2 separate regions of the Mus musculus genome follow, and region 2 is linked to region 1. A link is a contact called in ENCODE Hi-C data. All regions are on one chromosome and are shown on one strand. The core of a region is the stretch at or near the end of the contact, and the rest is flanking DNA. Distances in the headings are between cores, read along the strand shown.

The links. A loop is a pair of places that touch in the nucleus more often than their neighbours do.
Region 2: a loop to region 1 is called in a map of left cerebral cortex, with 3 times the contacts of the local background. The contact joins the promoter of Selenow here to the promoter of Chmp2a in region 1. A Hi-C loop is called at or near these places in 2 of 37 maps with a recorded cell type or tissue (T-helper 17 cell and left cerebral cortex).

Annotation. Positions count from the first base shown.
Region 1 is chr7:13,032,669-13,036,408 of GRCm38, forward strand. It overlaps Chmp2a (charged multivesicular body protein 2A), which reads right to left and starts at 2,109. Exons shown (of 6, transcript NM_026885.3): 1 at 1,967-2,109; 2 at 1,161-1,374; 3 at 1-153. The coding sequence starts at 1,328. Ube2m (ubiquitin-conjugating enzyme E2M) reads right to left here. Exons shown (of 6, transcript NM_145578.3): 4 at 3,544-3,647; 5 at 3,174-3,237; 6 at 2,452-3,086. The coding sequence ends at 2,946.
Region 2 is chr7:15,920,784-15,924,523 of GRCm38, forward strand. It overlaps Selenow (selenoprotein W), which reads right to left and starts at 1,588. Exons shown (of 6, transcript NM_009156.2): 1 at 1,469-1,588. The coding sequence starts at 1,497.

The sequences.
Region 1 (3,740 bases), core at 859-3,358:
AGTAACACCCTTCATGGCTTGTGCCATTGAGTTGTTGGATTTTAGAGTCTGTATCTTGAGGGACACAGCTTGGATGTTGGCCCGCATCAACACAAACTTGCGTACATATCTCCGGGTACGCACCAGGTCTTTTGCCATGATTCGAACAGCATCCTGCCGAGTGGGCAAGAGAAGGATGACGCTGTGAGGTTATACTTAAGGTCACTTGCCCCTCCAAAATCTCACCCCTCTCTTAGGGATATCACTCCTCAGCCCATATATAGCCCAAAGTAGCCTCCTACTGACAATTCTGCCTCAAACCTCCCTTAATGAGGGGACTATAGGCATTGGCTACTAACCTAAGTATAGGAATGTGTATATAAAAGGCCTAGGCTCAGTACCTATTTCCTTCAATGTACAGAGTCACCTCCAGGATATCCACAACCTTTTTATTCAATTTGCACTCCTAGACTGTATCAAGAATCTGTCTTGGGAGCCGGGCAGTGGTGGCACACGCCTTTAATCCCAGCACTTGGGAGGCAGAGGCAAGTGGATTTCTGAGTTCGAGGCCAACCTGGTCTACAGATGAGTGCCAGGACAGCCAGGGTTACATAGAGAAACCCTGTCTCCCCCCCCCCCCCCAAAAAGAATCTGTCTTTGGCCAGGGATATGACTGAGGTAGGGCCCTGCCCCATATTTACAAAATCCTGGAGTCCCTGGCAGTGAATTAAAAAAAGACGTTCATCCAGGTTGTATCTAGAACCACATACAAATCCATTCAAGGTGCAGCTTCTATTCCCTACCTAAATGTTGCTGGCACAGCCCCAGGAAATAACCACCTCTGAGCAATTGTTCTTGTCCTTACTCCCATCCTTAACTCTTGCCTATTCATCACAGCTCACACTGCAACCTACATTTCTGTGTGTCTGGTCCACCTCTACTCCTTAGCTCTCTTGGTCTCCCAGTTTGCTACTTGACTTGGCAACATTTGGCTGTCGTGATGGCTAGCTTTCTGGAAGCTCACTTGTACTATCTGTGAAGAGGTCCTCCCTGACACCCCAAATTGGGAAATTACTGTTAACCCTTCATGATAGTTTGCTCAAAGCACTGTTTCACTGTTATCCTTAAAACAATGACTGAGACGGCACCTTGCTTCGTGTCCCATATCACTTGACACTTACCATCTGGCCTTGCTTTGCCATCTTTTTGATGTCCGCAATGATTTTCTTTTCCTGGGTTTCTAGTTTCTGTCGTTCCCTGTCCAGTTCTCTCATGGCTCGGTTCAGGGCCCTCTGGTTTTGCCGAAGTAGTTCCTCTGGCGTCTTCCGGCGCCCAAACAACAGGTCCATGGTGGTAAGACTCCACCAGCAGGTCTGGGACAACCGTCAGAACTAGCTGTAGAGTGCAGGGCCCAGGGCAGCAAAAGACAGAAAGGGTCACATAAGTAGATAGGGTGTAGAAACTGGAGGTACGCTTGAGTAGTCAAAAAGGATTAGCCGGTGAGAACTAGTTATACATTTCTGACTCAAGCACACCCACTCTACTCTCTGCTCTGCTTCCACAGACGATGGGGCAAGCCTGTTTCTGACTTAAGGGTGTGGTTCTGAACTGTTCCAGGGACCCAGACCTGAGTAGGCACATCAAGGTGATTGAGTACTGAGGAGGGGGTAGTTGTGAGGCCCCTCGACAAGGGAGGATAGAATGGAGTAGGTTCTGAAATGTGAAGTTGGGCCCTAAGGTGGGGTAATGGGCATGAATGCCAAGGAAACCAGGCTCGCGGGCGTAGGAGTGACGTTCTCAGGCTCAGGACGTGACAGACACTGAACAGGTCTTGGAGATGTTGAGCCTGCGTACCGAGGGCAGGAAGAGGTGAAGACCTCGATGTGGGTAGGGACAGGCGGACCGCGCGGCATCCGATGCCTCGGCCCAAAGCCCCCTCCTACGCTGCCTACCAAACGGGACCTGCGGCTCAGCAGAGACCACTCACCGGAGCCGAGAGAACGATGGGTTTCCGCTTCCGGGTCACGCCTCTACCCCTCCGAAGCCTTGAGACTCCACCAACGACAACCCCTCGGTTCGGTAGCCCCTGCTGCGGCCGCCGTTTCCGGATTAAGCGACCTGACGTCACACGACCCACCCTCTCCGGGAATGCTGGGAAGTGCTAGGACGCACGCGCACAGCCAGCCACAGAAGCGCATGCGCAAAGGGCCACGCACCTCAGCAGAAGGTACAGGTCCCACCCAAGCCAGCCTCACAGGCCCATGGCGGGAGCACAGCTCGACTGGCTATTCATTCTGGAAGGCCCATACTCCACCCACTTTTGGGCAGTTAATAAATGGCATTTTAGCAAGTGCTTGGCTCGAACCAAATTAGGCCCACACATGGCATAAAGGGGCAAGCCTGGAAATGACTTGTAGGCTCCCTTATGTTGGTGTAAGGTCCAGGAGCTGAAATTAGCCGATTCTTCCATTGCTTGCACCTCATCCCAGTGAGTGGTCCCACCCAATCCACGGCCACATTTATCTTCATTATAGACGCTGGTGGACCTCACTTGTACCTCCCACCCCACAGAAGGAAGAGGCAGAGGCCATGCAGTAACATTCCCCTTTAATAGCCTGGTGGGACCTCCAGTGGTGGTGGGGTGGGTTGCTTGGGCCTAGCGACCCAGGCCCATTGCCCACTTACCCCACAGTCAAGAGTGGGGAGTTGGACAGCACCCAGCGGGAGGGGGGGGGCGCTAAACAAGCCAATTCATTTCCCATCGCTGAGCAGGTCGGGGGGGAGGCAGCACCGACCATAATCACGTGGTGGTCAAAAAAAAAATAACTAGGGGCAGGTGACAGGGAAGAGAGGCAAGGCCAAGGCAGGGGCCAAGGCTACCCCACACACCTTACCCGGGCCCCCAATAAATATTTGCAGGGGATGCCTGGGCCGGTAACCCTGGCAGGGATGGGTAATTGCTAACCCTATTTCAGGCAGCGCTCGAAGTAGGTGGACCCGATGTAACCACCTCTCATGGAGCGCTGCACATTTTGTTCAAACAGCCGCCGGTTGTTCTGCAGGACCTCAGCAGCCTCCTTGTTCAGTGGGTCCTCAGGGTTCGGCTCCTGTGGCCGGTACAAGTGGAAGTCAACAGGCAAGAGAGAGGCAGATGGCCAACAAACCCTCAGCTTCAAATGCCTAACCCTACTTACCAAGAAGAGATACTGCAGGCCATAAATTATGGAGTTTATCGTAAGGACTGGCTTCCAGTCCTCTCTGTGGGCAGAGAGCATCAAGGTTATCAGGGGCTGGTGAGTGGGAGGCTGCTACAGGCCCTGCTAATACTGAACAGGTTAGGCCCATAGAAGGCCTTTTAACATTGAAGTGTGAGATCTAAGAGTGAAGATACGGGACAGGGCAGGACACAGAGAAAGCCAAGGTCAGGTCATTAGAAAAACAACTAAGACAGAAACAGATTGACCATAAAGGGGAGGGAAGGACAGAGATAGATGCAGTGTCCACAGAAGGCTGAGGATACCTGGAAGGCAGGTCTTGGGAGGGAAAGGAAGGCAGTGCCCTCACCTGAGGATGTTGAGGCAGACGTTGCCCTCGAGGTCAATGTTGGGATGATAAACCATTGTTTCACACTTCACCTTGGGAGGGTCATGTGGGTAACCCTGTCCCACCTGGCTCCAGAAAAAGAGAAAGGAGATGGGAAGGTGTAAAAAGAGAAAGGAGATGGGAAGGTGTTTTGGTTGTACCCAGTCTTCTCCACAGAG
Region 2 (3,740 bases), core at 338-2,837, 2.9 Mb after region 1:
GTAAATTAGGACAAATGCTGCCTCAGTAGAATCTCACCCACCCACTCCCTCCCCCGCCTGGCTGTCACTCAGGAATCCAAGCTCTCTCCAGCACCCAGTACAAAACATAAGCTCCCCAACCCCATGTCCCCTACCTCAGGCCATTTTGGGCCTGGAATCTGGTGCAGTGGCCTCATGGGAGCCTCAATTTATCAAAGCAGGCTGTTGAAAGACATCCTGATAACTAGGGCCTGATCAGACCCCTCAAGGGGGTTGGGAGGGAGGAGGCCACACCCAGCTAGGTGGACCACGGACCCCAGATTCAAGTTACAGGGTTATCGGTAGTAGGACCTCAGGCTGGCCCTGCCTCATTTCCAGCCTCAGTTTCCTCCCCTGTAAGATGGAGACAGAATGGCTGGAGAGCCCCTCAATGGACTTCAGGGGTGCAGAATCCATTCAGCAAGCACTTTTCAATCACTTACTGCAAGCCAGCTGATTATCAGATGCAGATGGAGGAAAAAGTCATCAAGAGAAAATGGCTGGTCTTTCTACGCCTGCCTCTAGCAGGGGCACAATTAATAGCGCTGGCAGGTAACTAACCAACATCATCACCTCCTTCACACTACAGAAGGGGAAACTGAGGCCAGAAAAGAACTGGGGTTAACAGCACCGGCACTCACTGATCAGAAACCAGTAAGAGTTTTTTGTTTTGTTATTTGTATTGCTGGGAACCGAACCCAGGATCTGGTGCATCTCATGCAAACACTCTACCACTGAGCTACACCCTCACCCTACAATCTATCCTATATTACTTTTTCTTTTCGGGGCACAGGGTCTTACTACATCACCCCGGTTGCCTCTAACAAGCAGCTTAGCTGGCCTGGAACTATCTACCTGCCTCTACTTCCGAATGCTGGGATTAAAAGTGTGCATCAACACCACCACTCCGTGACTCAGTTCGCCCTTTTCATGTACACACTGGGAGGTGCGACCACTGTTAACTCACACTACAATCCAGGTACGGGACATCCCCAGACCTCCCAACAGCGCTTATGAGTAAACCCCCAACTACACCACACCTTGTATTCTCTAACTCATGCCGCTCAGTGAGGGGGAAGGGAAACAGCCTGTCGGGAAGGAAAGGTCCCCAGAGAAACCCGATGCTACCCTTCCCCTCCCCTCAGCGCTGAGTCACGTGTTCAAAGTGGCCCCAAGTATCAGTTTCCATTTTCACTGGTGAGATGTCACTCAGATGTCAGATGCCAGGGATCGGGCTCAAGTCTCTGTTACCTCCATCCCACCCGCTTGGAAATCCCTCCCTTTGGGTCTGAAATACAGTCATCGTACTCGGTTACCAGACCCTGGTAGATAGGGGGAGGGGCAAAGAAAAGGGTGGGAGAGGGTCTCCTGGCACAAAGGTTGGGGAGCAGAGAAAGGGCACAACGAGCCGGGAGCAGGAAAAGGGGGAACTGCAGTCACCCGGACTTACCAATACACGACTCGAACGGCGAGCGCCATAGCTGCACGTCGCATCCCCGCACAACACGAGGACCCGACCCACAAGCAACAAGGACCTCAAGCTCTGAGCGTGGGGCCGTGCGCACAGCCGACTGCCTCACGAGTCAGAGCAAACCAAGTGCGGGGGTGGAGAGTGGGCAGAGCTACGGGAGGACCGAGGTTCCGGAGCACGGCGGGGTCTGTGGCCAGGGGCGCGAACCTCAACGCAAGACTCCATGATATCTTGATATCTGGGGTTCTCTTGATATCTGGGGTTGTCTCCATAGACAGCGTCTCTGGGACCAGTAACCTGAGAGCCCCTCGCCGTCCCTTCTCTATGCCATAATGGTTCAGTCCTCAGGGCGGTGGCTCGAGGCAGAGAATTGGTTGAGACTGAAGTTCAGTTACAGAGTGGCTGAGAGGGGCAGGGCAGGGAAATCGACGCATTGGGAGACAGGCAATTGGGATGGATCCCTCCTCCCCAGCGCTAACTGGACCAGACTAAATGAACCTTAGGTCTGGAAAACTGAAACTAGGAGTCCCAGTGTGCGCTTTAGGTCCAGCTGTCTCACCACCGACAGACCCCCTGCGCACCCCCAAAACCATGCAACCCCTCTTTTTGCGCCTTCCCGCTCCCTTCCAGCTGCCTTCCAGCAGAAGGATATATAGAAAGTCCTGGAATGGGGCTTGGACTGTAGCGCAGTTGGTAGAGAACTTGCCTACCATGTATAAAGCCCTAGTTTGGGTCCCTAGCACACTGTTATCTGGGGGCTGTGGTACAAGCCTGTAATCCCAGCATTTGGGAAGAAGAAACTGAAGGACTGAGTTCAAGGTTATCCTTGCTACACAGGGAGTTTGACGCTAGTCTGGGCTACATGAGCAGTTGTCTCGAAACAAAAAATCCAGGCGTTGCCTTTAATGCCAGCAGTCAAGAAATCTCTGTGGGTTCGAAGCCAGTCTAGCCTACGTAGAGCGTTCCAGGACAGACATGAGAGACCGTCTCAAGGGGGAGAAAAAGGTAAAAGTGGACAAAATATTTGAGTTTAGGATTCCTGAGCCTCACTTTCTCCTCCTTGAAAGCTGGACAGATAACAGGAGATAGTCATTCCCACAGAATTTTTTTGCTCTCTAGTTTCTTATCCTCCACACCCTATGAACAAACGGCAATGGCATGCCCACCCCCTCCCTCCCCTCTCTCTACTTTCCCACCACCACCACCACCACCACCAAGGATGGCTCACCAGCAGAGATGTTTATCTGTCACCTGACTTCTTTAATTGACTTCAACCGGCTATCCCCGCCAATGGTTAACTAGGGACCAAATAAGGAAATTTTCCCACCTAGCCCTCTGGTTCCCCATCAGTACCCTACCCTGCACACAGATGATGGGCTGTGATTCTACCCACAGAAAAATGAAATTTGAATCATTCACTCCCCATTTGACTTCATAGGAGTGCGTTGGCAACTGAGGATTCAGAGGCCTAAAAGCAGTAAGAAAACTGTATTTCCCTAAAAGGATGCTTGTTCATGCACTTGGACTCCTGGAAAGAATGAGAGCCAGAATCTGCTGTGTGTGGTGGGGAGAACTCAGTGAAGATAACCAGGAACCTTCTGTGTCCTCGTTGGGCATCTCCAACAGGCTAAATTCAGTGTCGCAGCCTCTCTGTCTCGAGACGGAGGACCTGTGACCACAGTCTGAAAAGGAATAAAGAGTCAGTCTGGAAGAACCAGGAACAGAGACTGAGTCAAGGGTCAAGAATAAATGTTCCACAGTCCCGAGTTTTCCTGTGGTTCCCAACACCCTTGGAACAAAATCCCAAACCTTAGCATGGATGGCCCCTCTGACCCTTTCTCCCAACACCCCAGTGACAGGGACCACTGGGACCTTAGCCACATTCTTGTCTCAGGGCCTTCACACATGCTGATTTAGCCCTCTCACCCCGAGTCCTGCTTTTCCTCCAAGAATCAGCTGCAACCATGGAGGAAAAACAATTCTTTCTGGAAAAAGTCTGCTTTGTGTTCGACACAAGTTGTACCAGTTTATTTGCCCTTACAAAGTGCCCTAACCCCAGTGGCTTACACTGCAGACACACCTCATCTCGTGCTCCTGGTGGGCAGAAATCTGAGATCAGGTAGCTGCAGAGCTGGCTTACATTGAGGATTGAAAAGAAAACTGACCCCACAGCTCTGGGGTCACTTCTGGTGGTCACTGGCCACGGCTGGAGCTACTCGGCTTGTAGGTGAATTACGCACAGGCTAAACAG